Linked DNA regions of Mus musculus: region 2 is linked to region 1. Evidence: chromatin contacts called from ENCODE Hi-C or POLR2A ChIA-PET data. All regions are on one chromosome and are shown on one strand. Each heading gives the region's core, a stretch centred on a gene start or an enhancer-like site at or near the end of the contact. The rest is flanking DNA. Distances are from core to core; before and after follow the strand shown.

Region 1 (6,602 bases), core at 532-3,031:
TACATGAGACCCACCTCAAAACCAAAACAACAAAACTAGAAAACTGAAAAGCTATAAGCTTGCATTTATTAAATGCTGGAGACACACACTGGCCATACTGGCTAAGTTCTACAATACATCAGACATGAAACATGAAGGTACTTTTTTTTGTTTTTCCAGACAGGGTTTCTCTGTGTAGCCCTGGCTGTCCTGGAACTCACTCTGTAGACCAGGCTGGCCTCGAACTCAGAAATCTGCCTGCCTCTGCCTCCCAAGGGATGGGATTAAAGGCCTGCGCCACCACTGCCTGGCCTACAAGCATTATTTTTAATCCCCATATCTTAGATGAGAAACTGAGGTCTGAGCATTGAAGGGGAGGTAAAGGCTGGCACTAGGACAGGCAGAAAAATTCCAAGCACGAACTCACTTAAATACCAAACCAGCAGAGTATGGTGGTGCATACCCTTAGTCCCAGCACTGGAGAAGCAGAATTCCAGGTCAGCCAGGGCTACAGAGAAATTTTTCCTCGAGAAAACAAACAAACAAACAAACAAACAAAACCCAAACACTTCCTGGGCCTTCTCCTACAGCTGTAACTTCAGCACTCAGGAGGTTGTTGCAGGGGGTGGTTAGTTGGAAACCAGTACGTGACTCAGAGGTGTTCCTTCCTAGCATTCAAGAAACCTAAATTGCATTCCCAGTAGCACAGGAACCACACATGGGGCCCACGCTGCTAATCCCAATATTTAGAAGGTCGAGGTAGGTATCAAGCTCAGCCTCGGCTTCATAGGAAGCTGAAGTCAGCCTGGCCTAGAGGCCCTGTCTCAAAACAACCCCCTCAGCCCCCCAAGAAGCAACACCAACGAAAATCCAGAAAAATAAAAGCCTCAAGAAACTATCAAAAATAAATAAATAAAACAAACAGCAAACAAACACTAGAAAGCAAAATAAAGCAACCCCCACCCCCATGTCCCAGGGCAGGGGGTGGCTCTCCCCGCACCGCTCCCGGGTCCCGCATACCGTGTAGAGCGTCAGGTCGACGTGTCGCCATAGCCACCGGTCATCCACTAGCCTCTTCCAGCGGTGACAGACCCTGGAGGAGTGGACCGGCCGTTAGAACGACCCCGGCCCGCTAGGACCGGATCCGCATCTCCTGCCGAGCCCATGCCCGGCTCTTTCCCCCGAGGAGCGGGGCGGCACCTGGAGATGCGGATCCGGTCCCGGACAGGGAGGTAAGAGAAGATCTCCAAGAGCACCAAGTCTGGGAGGTCAAACAGAGTCGCCATGGTCCAGCTGTCGCACGCTTCCGTTTCCGGTGGCGGCGAGGCCGCGTTCCCTGGACAGCGCTGGGGTGGTCGGACTGGCCAAACCGGCGCGACTTTCAGAGGCCCGCCGAGAATCCCTACTTTTCTAGGAAAGTGCCCGAGGCCCCGGGACTGGACAGGCGCGGGCTGACGACCGTTTAGAGGTCAAGACTAGAGACTGACTAGGCCTGACTGGCTTGGCTAGCGGATGGAACTGGAAATAGGAAAACCTGGATGTGGCTTGGGAGAGGAGGGGGCACGAGGCGTGGCCAGGGCCAAGAGGAAGACGAACAGCAAACCCAGAAGGCTGGAGGTGACGAGTGCCTCGGGGGCGTGGCCATAAGGTGGAGCTAAGTATAAGCAGCAAACCCAAAAGGGGTCCGCAGACAACCCAGAAGGCGTGACTCTAGGAAAACCTGGATGTGGCTTGGTGGAGGAGGGGGCACGAGGCGTGGCCAGGGCCAAGAGGAAGGCTAACAGCAAATCCAGAAGGCTGAAGGTGAAGAATGCCTCGGGGGCGTGGCCATGAGGTGGAGCTAAGTATAAGCAGCAAACCCAAATGGGGTCAGCAGACAACCCAGAAGGCGTGACTCTGGCGAGGAGGGGGCTCAGGGCGTAGTCATAGCCGGGAGACGTGGCGAGCAGAGGCAGGTAGACCCCACGCAAGCTGGGATGAAGAAAGCAACACGCCTAGAAAGCGTGGCTCCGACGGGCGGGGAGTGGTCCTGAGGCGTGGCCAAGGGGCCCAGGGGCCAGGAGGCCCGGGGGCCCGGGGGCCCGGGGGCCTGGAGGCCAGTCAGAGGAAAAGCAGCAAACTCCCAAAGTGGGACTCTGGGAGAGAGGATAAAAGACAGAGACGAAGGGCAGCAGGCGTTGCAAACAAGGCCAAAGTACTAGCATTTGAAAAAGCGCCGCCGAGTGGAAGGGTGTGGCCAGCGGCAGAGGAGCTGATTGGAGGCCGTCCACAACAATGGGAAGGCGTGGCTTCAGTAGGAAGAGACAAGGGGCGCGTCTAGAGCTAAGCGACTAGTGGCGTGCGGAGGTTTGGCTTGTGCTGGAAAAGGCTTAGGGTTACTGCCAAGGCAGAGATCAGCCTGCGACCAGACCGTATGTATACCCAGGAGGCATGACTTGAGCAGGGAAAAGTTAACAGAGCAACAAACCCAGAAACCATGACTTGTGTGGGAAGGGGCTCAAGGACTAGGGATCCTAATTGCGCCTGAAGACTAAACTTGTAAAACCTAGCTTAGGCGGAACAAGGTCCGATATAGGGGATGGAATCAAGTTTGGAATGGCTGGGCGACAAAGGGACAGGCTGGGAGACTTATGACTGGAAGAATGGATAAGAGCAGCGACGGGGGCCCTAAAAGCATCGCTGGAGACAGAAACAAGAGCTAAACCAGGAACTGGGTGTGCAGCTCAGTGGGAGAGCCTTTGGCTGGTAAGCATGCTTAGCAGGCCCTAGGTTCGACCTCCAACACTAAAACAAATACCAAAACAAAACAAGAAAAACAAACCCCACCACTTTTCTTGTATGTATGCCAAGAGACTTAAAGCCTGAGAAGTTTTTTTTCGAGACGGAAACGAATCCGGTAAAGCCTGAGAAGTCTTTTCAGGACGGAAACGAGGCATTGGGGAGACTGGAACATATCTAAGCACTAAAGACACAGAACAGGACTTCATTCGAAACTGAAAGGTGTGACTGGGATGGGAGTGAGGGGCCAGCAGGACGGCCAAGCCAGGGAGGCGTGGCCACAGCCGCAATAGAAAGCAAGAATAATGCCTTTTGCTGCCTACGCATAAGGATTAAATTTTGTATAAGTCGTATTAGGTAAGCACAAGGCGCTGGGTAAGACTTTTCTTTTTCTTGAGTCAATATATGCTTACCTTGCTAAGAATCCTGTCTGCTAAGAAGAAATCGCTCAATAGAGGCAAAACTGGTTGAATTTAAGAAGGGATTCCTCTCCCACCAGCTCTCGCGATTCTTTAATCTGGAACAAGATTAAAGAATCAAAGCAAAAGCTCTTTCCCCGTATGCTATTTCCAACATCTTCGCAGGCAGGACACGGACACGCGGAGTGGTACGCAACATGCATGGCCTCTCAACCAGGATCCGACTTAGTTTTCATCAACTGCAGCCTGCACCCCTGGAGTCTCTGAAACGGTCACTACGACCAGGGGCGGGGAAGCAAGCACAGGGTTTGAGGCTGAGCTTTGAATGAAAGCAGAAAGCCACAGGCCCTGCATGACTCCATTTCGGCACACCTGCAGCCGGGATTCCGCGGTAGGAGGATTGTCTGGCTTGGGAGTAGTCGAGCACCCCGCCGCTGAGATCCTTTAGGTTTCTTCCATGATGAAGGAATCTCCAACACCAGTTCCAACGTCCGCTGTAAATCCATTCTTAGCAAGTCCCAGCTCATCCACACTGCGCAACAGAATCGCAAATCCTAGCCCGGAACCCGGAAGCACCTAAGGGCCGGTGGTTCCGTTATATCACTTCCGCTTCCTGTTTGCAGGCTTAACTCCGGCCGGGGTTCCTCGCTCGAGCTACGAGTTGTGTCGTCGATAGGTTCGAGGATATTGGAGGTGAGAAGGCTAAAATGAGAGGCCCGAGATCACGGGAAGCTGCCAAGACTTGGGAACCTAGGGGTTGCGGGAGGCAAAGCCGGGTGAGTCTGGGGCCCGGACTGCCGCAGTTAAGGGGCGGAGTCGCGACTGTCTGTAGTCCGGGCAATTGAAACTGTAGACTGGGGCTGCAGGGGATTGCATCTGGTGTTAGGGGAACTGTGACCAGAGAGCTCAACCTAGGAAGGGGCTTTAGGAACCTGGGCGACCCCGAAAGGCCTGACTCTGTTGCTTTTCATCCCTCCCTCCACCTGGTGTAGCTCCAGCCACAATGATTGAGGTGGTTTGCAACGACCGTCTCGGAAAGAAAGTCCGCGTTAAGTGCAAGTATCCACCGAGGGGTGACTGGCAGTGGCTCTGGGGCAGATGGTGGTGTTGGATGGTTTCAGTTAAATGACGCTTATGGGGAGGCCTGATTACGTCTTCCTCGGTCTACCTCTTCCTTTCATTTACCTTAACTCCTTCGTGCCCAGCACCGATGACACCATCGGCGACTTGAAGAAACTGATAGCTGCTCAAACTGGCACCCGCTGGAACAAGATCGTTCTTAAAAAGTGGTAAGTAAGTGCAGTATTAGGCTAGAAGGTTTCGGTTGGGGTGAGCACCTCAGGCAACCCCGAAGAGTACGCAGCTTGTTTTCAGAACAAAAGACACCCCACCCCTTATCAGCTTCTCTCTGAATCCCTTAGGTACACGATTTTTAAGGACCACGTGTCTCTGGGAGATTGTATCCTTTTCCTGAAGTTCATGAAAGAAGCCATGTATTTATTTATTTATTTATTTATTTATTTATTTATTGGTTTTTCGAGACAGGCTTTCTCTGTATAGCCCTGGCTGTCCTGGAACTCACTTTGTAGACCAGGCTGGCCTAGAACTCAGAAATCTGCCTGCCTCTGCCTCCCAAGTGCTGGGATTAAAGGCGTGCGCCACCACGCCCGGCAAGAAGCCATGTATTTATCTCGAGTTCTGGTTCTATACTGAAACCTGTACAGAAATTAAGCAAGAGGAATATTTAACTTAGAATGTACCCTGTTGTGACTACTGAGAAAATGGAAACTGTGGAATTATTTTGTTGGTGAACAGGGTGGTTGGTGAAATAGTTTAACTTGGCTTGGAAGGATTTTGATATTCAAGTTCAAAATATTAATTACTTAACGCCAACCTGACTGTTGGACAGAAGGTGAAGGTGGCATATGACTGTAGTTGAGGACAATATATATATATTTTTTTAATTTGAGGAGGGAGGGTCTGGATCTTTTGTCTGCAGTTATGTGTGCACCACATGCATGCCTGCTGCTGACAGAGACCAGGAGAAAGCTTCCAATTCCCTGGAGCCACCACGTGAGTCCTGGGACATAAAGCCAGGTCTCTGGAAGAACAGTCCCAAGTACTCTTCACCTGCTGAGCTATCGCCAACCTGAGGATGAGCATTTAAGAAAATGTATTGTTGTGTGTGTGTGTGTGTGTGTGTGTGTGTGATGGGGTGGAGGGCACTTGAGGACAAACAAACAACTTTGCCTTTTCGGCAGTCTTAAGCTCCACTGAATATTATTTATAGTTTGAGTTCTTAGATCAGAGCGTCCATTCCTTTATCCAGGGTGGATGTTGAGCTACAGGATCCAGCTGTGAGCAGATGGAAGGTAGTCATCTCTCCGTCAAAGTTCCTTAACACGTGTCCTTCAGATGAAATCCACGATGGGATGAACCTGGAGCTTTATTACCAGTAGAGGGGGATTCCTTCTCCTCCTCGCCCTGCTCTGCCCTGCCCTCCTCTCCCATCCTCATCTGACACTGGTGTAGATGGTCATTTTTAACAGTTCACATGAATAAAAACTTGGCTGCTGCTTTGCTGCTGTCATACTTGTGTGAGAGTTGTGTGTGAGGGCAGAGCTGCTGTCTAGTAGTTAGGGGGTACTGCTACTTGAGGGGAAGATTGACTGGAAGCTGGGCCTGGTTGGTGATGCACACCTGGCATCTCAACACTTGGAAAATTTTTTGTCTTGAAAGTCCTGTGTAGACCAGGTTATGAACTGGCTGTGTACCACAATGACCGTGACTCCTGCCTCCACTACAAGTGCTGAGATTGAAAAGGTCTCAGTTTTGCTTTTAAGGAATTGCCAGGAGCTGTGGATGCCTCATGGATTTCATCTACCCTCCATAGTATGGCCCAAGTTTGGAAATGGAAAGGAAGGCTGTCTGTTACGTGTAGCCCTAGACAAATACTAGAGGATGGGTAATTTGTGAAGAATGGTTTGGTTTTGGTTTTGGTTTTTTGAGACAGGGTTTCTCTATGTAGCCCTGGCTGTCCTGGAACTCACTTTGTAGACCAGGCTGTCCTGGAACTCAGAAATCCGTCTGCCTCTGCCTCCCGAGTGCTGGGATTAAAGGCGTGCACCACCACGCCCGGCGAAGAATGTTTTTTTGTTTTAGTGGAGAGATGGGCAGACTGCTTGCCCTACAAGCAGGAGGACCTGAGTTTGCTCCCTGAACCCACGTGAAAATGCTGGATGTGCAGGTGTACGCTTAACCTCACCACTGGACAGCTCTCTGGCCTCACTCGCTATAGTTATTCTGGCTTGTTTGAAAAGTAGTGAAGTACTAAAATTACTTTTACTGGCTATTTTGTTACAGCAGTCAGAAATGTAACACAATGGGTGACATAGTGAGATCCAAACAGGATTTATTAGAGCCCCT
Region 2 (7,220 bases), core at 2,636-5,135, 250 kb after region 1:
TCTCCCTTGCGCCGGTGTGATGGTAGTTCCTGGGTTCCTCAGCGCCACTTATTGCCTGAGCTTTTGTCCCCGCCGGCAAGAAAACACTCAGGACAACTGGAATCTTCTGCGGCAAAGCTTGTATTGCTTACTTATCAGGAGGGAAGACTCTGAACCGGGAAAATGGCGCTGCTTATATAGCCCGCAGTGTGACGTTTCAGCACCTGATGTGGCGTGACAGCTCCTGATTCGTTGCTCGCCCATCACCCCATTACTACGCGACGAGATGGGCAGTGACTAGGCATGAGTTCACTGTTGCACTTGCGCATAAGGCTTGTTAACTAGTTAGGCGCAGTGGAAGCCAGTGCCATCTTATAATGGCGATTGCTCACGGCACGGCTCTCCACATTTTGGTCTCCCCACCCCCTTCACTTTCTCTCTCTTCCTGCCCTGTGCCCTTTCTCTCTTTATCCTTCCCTCCAACCCCCCATGTGGTGACTTCCGTGGCCTCAGTCCTTGGGGCTAGTGAACCCACCGGGGAGCAGTTTCCCAAGAAATCTGCATTTAATCTAATCTAATCTGTCTTGAATTGGCTCACGGGCAGAAAAAGAACATCACTTTTGAATCCACAAAGTGACGAATCTCCTCCAATAAGGTCACACCCACTAATCCTTCCCAAACTGTTCCACCAAGTGGGTACCAAATGTTCAAATATATGAGCCTTCTTCAAACTACCACAGTCACGAACTATTCCCTGGGTGTGATGGTACATGCCTTTTATCCCAACACTCAGGTGTAAGGGCTCATGATTCGCCGAAGAATGACACCCTGGACTCAAGGAGTATGTAAAGGCGAAGAGTGTTTTATTCAGCAGAGGTCCAGCATGTTGGGGTCTCTCCAGTACCAAGACAGAGAGACACCCAAGTGAGCTTGCAGGCCTGATTTAAAGCACATTAGGGATTTCTGGGCTGGGTGACCTCTCTGTTAATATATTGGATCCATCTCTATAGACATCTCATTACTGGGGTGTGGGGGCTGGAAACTTGCTGGGGAGGTCTGGAAACTGTTGCTGAGGAAGTAGCTGAAGAAGTCTGGAAACTATTGCTGACATTGTCCTTGCCTCAGGCCAGGTGGTGGGGCAGCTTCTGAGGCCTGGACTTGCCCAAAATTTTGCCCAGTTCTTTTTTTTTTTTTTTTTTTTTTTTTTTTTGGTTTTTCGAGACAGGGTTTCTCTGTATAGCCCTGGCTGTCCTGGAACTCACTTTGTAGACCAGGCTGGCCTCGAACTCAGAAATCCGCCTGCCTCTGCCTCCCGAGTGCTGGGATTAAAGATGTGCGCCACCACACCTGGCTGCCCAGTTCTTCTTCTTTTTTTTAAAGATTTATTTATTTATTTATTTATTATATGTAAGTACACTGCAGCTGTCATCCAGAAGAGAGCATCAGATCTCATTACAGATGGTTTTGAGCCACCATGTGGTTGCTGGGATTTGAACTCAGGACCTTTGGAAGAGCAGTCAGTGCCCTTAACCACTGAGCCATCATTCCAGCCCTGCCCAGTTCTTTAAAAGAGAAATTTATGCCTAGTCTTCTTAATTTCCAGGCTAAGACAGATAGATCTCTGTGAATTCCAAACTAGCCTGGTCTACATAATGAAACCCTGACTCAAACAATAAGAAAAAGAGAAGGATGAGTGTGCTCACATTCCTGTGTATGCTCACACTTTAAAATGAAGATAGCCACTAGGCAGTGATGGGGCACGCCTCTGATCCCAGCACTCAGAACACAGAGGCAGGAGGGGACCAAGGCCAGCCTGGTCTACAGAGCTAATTTCAGAAAAGCCAGGGCTACACAAAGAAACCCTGTCTCCAAAAACCCAGGGAGTCAGGGGAAGAAAGAAAGAAAATAGTTTGGGCCTGTGTAGCTACACTGACAGTTGGTGGTAATGTTGTAAGGGGAGGGGAAAGGATAGGAAGCTAGGAAGCCAGATGGCTCAGTGGTTAAGAGCACTGACTGTCCTTCCAGAGGTCCTGAGTTCAATTCCCAACGTCTACATGGTGGCTCACAACCATCTGTAATGGGATCTGATGCCCTCCTCTGGTATGTCTGAAGACAGTTACAATGTACTCATATACATAAAATAATTCTTTAAAAAAAAATAGGAAGCCAGATGGGGTGGGAAGGCAAAATAGGAGGTGCAGAGGGAGATCCTAAAAGGGACATAAGATGCTAAGCCTTGGGGTGAATGCTCTTCCCTTCACTGAAGGACTTTTGGGAAGAGCCCAAGGTTCTGCAATTGAGATGGGGGTGGGGGGTGGGGTTAAAGGGAGAGAGGAAGGTTTGAAAGATTCAGAGTGCTTGCCTTCCAGAGGAAGTTTCCACACTTCTGCCCATCTGCAGACAGGATTTTGGGGAGCAAAGATGGCCCTCAGGATCTGACAGACAACTGCGTGAGCCCCAAGTGTCAGGGACCACTGTGCCCAGGATCAGGACTGCATCTTTATTCACAGAAGGCAGGGTGCCAGGATACTTAGTTGGGGGTATGTTAAGGGCCTCAGAATAGAGGAATGGCTGTTAAGATACAACAGATGGGACTAGCAGAAGAATGAGCGAGAGAGAAGTGGGGGCAGGAACAAAGGAAGGAAATAGATGCAAGGAAGAAAGAGAAAATGAAGGAGTCAAACTAAAGATGAATGAAAAACATAAGGGAATCCAATACTGGTAAGCTGACGTCACTGGCCGATAAAATTGCCTGGAGAGCTAGCTCAGGGTTAAGAGCACTAGCTGCTCTTACAGAGGACCCAGGTTCAATCCCTAGCACCCACATGGCAACTCACAACCATCTGTAACTCCAGCTCCTTTTTCAGAAGTGACACACAAACATCTGTGCATGCAAAATACCCATGAGCATAACACAATTATATTTTAAAACATTTTAGAGGTCTGGCAAGATGACTTAGTTGAGTAGAGACACCTACCACCAAGTCTGAGGATCTGAACTCCATCTCCAGGCCTCATATGGCAAAAGGAAAGAACCAACTCTTTTTTTAAAGAGTTATTTATTATATGTAAGTACACTGTAACTGTCTTCAGAAACACCGGAAGAGGGCGTCAGAACTCATTATGGTTGGGAGCCACCTTGGGGTTGCTGGGATTTGAGCTCAGGGCTTTCGGAAGAGCAGTCAGTGCTCTTAACCGTTGAACCATCTCTTCAGCCTGAGAACCAACTCTTAAAAATGACCCTCTGATCTCCTCATATGCACCACCACAGATTGGCCTAGTCGGCCATCACTGGAAAGAGAGGCCCATTGGACACGCAAACTGTATATGCCCCAGTACAGGGGAACGCCAGGGCCAAAAAAAAAAAAAAAATGGGAATGGGTGGGTAGGGAAGTGGGGGGGAGGGTATGGGGGACTTTTGGGATAGCATTGGAAATGTAACTGAGGAAAATATGTAATAAAAAATATTTAAAAATAAATAAATAAATACAATCTATTTGGAGAGGGGGTGGACATGGTGGTACAAGTCTTTAGTTCCTGTCCTTGGAAGATACGGGCCCACGGATCTGTGTGAGTTTAGTCAGCCAGGAAGGGTGGCACATGCCTCTAATCCCAGCGCTCAGTGTACGCACGCGGATCTCTGTTAGTTGCAGGCCAGCGTGGGCTGCGTGAGATCCTGTTTCAGAATAAAAAACTGAAAGGCCAAACAAAGGGGGCAGTACGCTTGCCGAAACGTTCAGGATAGGGACTCGAACCCTCAAATAATTGTGAGGCCCCTCTCTTTTGTGCAAAAAGGACCACGGCATCTTTATAAAGACCCCTGGAAAGGATTCTCGGTCCTTTAAGCCGTCCGGAGCCAAGGACCGTTGGATGACGTCACTGGCCGGCACGCAGGAAGTGGGAAGAGTTACGAGCCGCGTGGCACCGGAAGTTGGCCACGTAAAGTCCGTCCTCTTTGCGTCTCCTGCACGGAAGTGAGCGGTGTGCGCCGGAAGCGAATACAGAGGCTGCCTCGTGGGGAAGCAGGCAGCATGGGGCAGTCCGGGCGGGTGAGGCGCGGCGGCCTGGGCGGGCATGGGGCACTGGTGGGGTCGCGGCCGAAGCTTGGGCGCTCACCGCCTGCCTGTCGTCCCCGCAGTCCCGACATCAGAAGCGCAATCGCGCCCAGGCGCAGCTCCGCAACCTCGAGTCCTACGCTGCACAGCCGCACTCGTTCGTGTTCACGCGAGGCCGAGCGGGTCGCAATGTCCGGCAGCTCAGCCTGGATGTGCGGCGGGTCATGGAACCTCTCACCGCTACCCGCCTGCAGGTCTGTATCCCTCAGCCCTTCAGCTCCAGGTTCGGGGCTCGGCATCTTGGCGAGGACTTGGGGCCAGAAGCTGAGCGCCTGCCTTCCATGTGGGAGGGCTTGGCTGAATCCCCAGCACCTCTGACCCAGGCTTAATGGTGTGCAGGCGAAATCGGGAATAGAATCGAGGGGGAAGATCACCATAGAGACCATCTGTGGTTACATAGTGAGGTCTTGTGTAAAAAACGGAAAGTCATACTTTGGGGGCAATCGCTAGGTGACTCAGTGGGAAAGGGGGCTTGCTGTTAAACTGTAGTTCAATTCCTGTGCCCCACGTAGTGGAGGGGGTGAAACAGCTCCTGAAGTCCTCTGACCTCCATCTTTGCGTCCCTCCCAACAGGCTTGTAAAAAATACTTTTTAAAGAGTATTTTTGAGTGCTGGGGCAATAGTTTAGGGGTACAGGTAAAACCCCAATACCTCCAGAAAGGAGTGTGTGGTCAGAAATACCATCTCAGAATAATCGTTTAAACGTCTTCTCTCAATGTTTGTGTCCGTTTCTTTTTTTTTTTTTTAAAGATTTATTTATTTATTATATGTAAGTACACTGTAGCTGTCTTCAGACACTCCAGAAGAGGGTCTCAGGTCTCATTACAGATGGTTGTGAGCCACCATGTGGTTGCTGGGATTTGAACTCTGGACCTTCGGAAGAACAGTCGGGTGCTCTTACCCACTGAGCCATCTCACCAGCCCCTTGTGTCCGTTTCTTTCTCCATTTATCAGGTTCGAAAGAAGAACTCCCTGAAGGACTGTGTGGCAGTGGCTGGCCCCCTGGGGGTCACACACTTCCTTATTTTGACCAAAACAGATAACAGTGTATACTTGGTGAGTGCGCGCCACACCGTCCCTTTCCCTCCCTGAGCCCCAGCTGCTCCTGTCTGATGATGAGCCCATTGCCCTGAGCTCTTGTGATGCTGGCTTCAAAGTAAACGCTCTGAAGTGAAGGAGCAGGGCTTTCCCTTCTCTCGCCCCACCCGCCAGCCAGACCCCTGCACCCTCACCCACCCTTTCTTTGGCAGAAGCTGATGCGGCTCCCAGGAGGCCCCACTTTGACGTTCCAGATCAGCAAGGTGAGAAGGGTAGATATGAGAGCCCGGCTTGCCTGGGGAGGGCCCTGGTCACACGGGTGCTTAGCCTCTCTTCTCCCTCCTTTCAGTATACACTGATACGGGACGTGGTCTCTTCCCTGCGCCGACACCGGATGCACGAGCAGCAGTTTAACCACCCTCCCCTCCTGGTGCTCAACAGCTTCGGCCCCCAGGGCATGCACATCAAGCTCATGGCCACCATGTTCCAGAACCTGTTCCCGTCCATCAACGTGCACACGGTGGGCCAGATCTGTGACAGCTGCCGGGGCCAGGGTTGGACAGTTGGAGGGGGAGCAGACCACATGTTACGCCTCCATTGAGTGGAGAGACTCGCTTGGCATAAAGCAACTGATTTGATGTTAAATTCGGAGGCGGGGCTAGGAGTTGATAGGAGGGTCTCATATATCTCAAGCTGGCCTCCAACTTTGAGGCTGATGCTGGACTTGAACTTCTGATCTTCCATCTCTTCTGTGCTTAGTACACCTTGAAAGGTGTTGGGCTTTGTGCATTGTAGGCCGGCACTCTGCCAACTAAGCCATTTCTCTGCCCCTTATTCTGGATTCAAGGTCGTATGTTAGACCAGGCTAGGATTAGACTTGTGGTCTTTTCTAATAAGCCACCTAGGAAGACTAGAGTGTCAAGTACGCTCCTGGCTCCAGAGCTTCAGATGCTAAACCCTGGCATCAGTGCTTCTCAGATTAGGTTCCTTACAATGTCTTAAGTCTGGTGGTTGGCTTTGGTGGCCCCTTTAGCCAGTGCTTCAGACAGTCTGAGGACTCTGGTTGTAGTAGCCCCTAACACCTGCACTAGGCATCCTAGTGCCTTCTGCAGACACAGACTGCTGGAGAAAGCTACACTCCTTCCCAGCTTGGTCCCTGGTTTCAGCACATAGTTCCCCAGGCAGGCGGCTCACGGTCCCCTTGCCTCTACTCCCAGGTGAACCTGAACACCATTAAGCGCTGCCTCCTCATTAACTACAACCCTGACTCCCAAGAGCTGGACTTCCGACACTAGTGAGTGTTGGTGAGAGGGAGGGAGGGACTCAGTGTGGGACACCCGTGCACCTGATGAGAATTCTGCTGCTGAGGTTGTGTGATTGCTCAGACTCAAAGTAAACGCCCTGATGCATGTACAGGAGAGGGCAGAGAGCTGACCGTGGACTCCATGACCATTCACCTCTCCCCCTACTCCCGCCATTGCAGCAGCGTCAAAGTGGTTCCCGTGGGTGCAAGCCGCGGCATGAAGAAGCTCTTACAGGAGAAGTTCCCTAACATGAGCCGACTGCAGGACATCAGTGAGCTGCTGGCCACGTAAGTAAGAAAGCTGGTGGGTGGCAGCTGCACCTGTGGAGCGCCCAAGGTAACCTGTTGTTTTACACAGGGGTGTGGGGCTATCAGACAGTGAGGTGGAGCCAGATGGAGAACACAACACCACAGAACTGCCCCAGGCTGTGGCCGGCCGTGGCAACATGCAGGCCCAACAGAGCGCCGTCCGACTTACTGAGGTGAGGGTGGCTATGGTGGCCCTCTCAGCTCCCAGTCACAAGGCTAGCCTGACTCTCTTCCCATTCCCCTGTGTTGGCAGATTGGGCCCCGGATGACACTGCAGCTCATTAAGATCCAGGAGGGCGTCGGGAACGGCAATGTCCTCTTCCACAGTTTTGGTGAGGGGACAGGGTGAGGCCAGCCCGTGAGAGCAGTGTCGAGTCCCACTGTGACGTTGACAGATTGTCTGATCCTTCCTCACAGTACACAAGACAGAGGAGGAGCTGCAGGCCATCCTGGCAGCCAAGGAGGAGAAGCTCCGG

Evidence for each region. A loop is a pair of places that touch in the nucleus more often than their neighbours do. ChIA-PET counts read pairs that join two places held with the same protein, here RNA polymerase II (POLR2A).
Region 2: POLR2A ChIA-PET joins it to region 1 with 11 read pairs in embryonic stem cell. The contact joins the promoter of Ppan here to the promoter of Fbxl12 in region 1. A Hi-C loop is called at or near these places in 1 of 37 maps with a recorded cell type or tissue (v-Abl transformed pro-B cells). POLR2A ChIA-PET finds 5 or more read pairs at or near these places in 2 of 5 experiments (both embryonic stem cell).

The regions. Positions count from the first base shown.
Region 1 is chr9:20,641,025-20,647,626 of GRCm38, forward strand. Fbxl12 (F-box and leucine-rich repeat protein 12) reads right to left here and starts at 1,782. Exons shown (of 3, transcript NM_013911.3): 1 at 1,180-1,782; 2 at 1,000-1,072. The coding sequence starts at 1,265. It overlaps Ubl5 (ubiquitin-like 5), which reads left to right and starts at 2,312. Exons shown (of 5, transcript NM_025401.4): 1 at 2,312-3,869; 2 at 4,169-4,235; 3 at 4,382-4,465; 4 at 4,598-4,635; 5 at 5,592-5,768. The coding sequence starts at 4,180. The coding sequence ends at 5,635.
Region 2 is chr9:20,884,290-20,891,509 of GRCm38, forward strand. Ppan (peter pan homolog) reads left to right here and starts at 3,886. Exons shown (of 11, transcript NM_145610.2): 1 at 3,886-4,028; 2 at 4,118-4,288; 3 at 5,049-5,150; 4 at 5,345-5,395; 5 at 5,482-5,652; 6 at 6,350-6,426; 7 at 6,616-6,723; 8 at 6,794-6,917; 9 at 6,998-7,076; 10 at 7,162-7,220. The coding sequence starts at 4,011. LOC115487308 (a small nucleolar RNA gene) reads left to right here and starts at 5,195; the gene lies at 5,195-5,279. LOC115487312 (a small nucleolar RNA gene) reads left to right here and starts at 6,468; the gene lies at 6,468-6,547.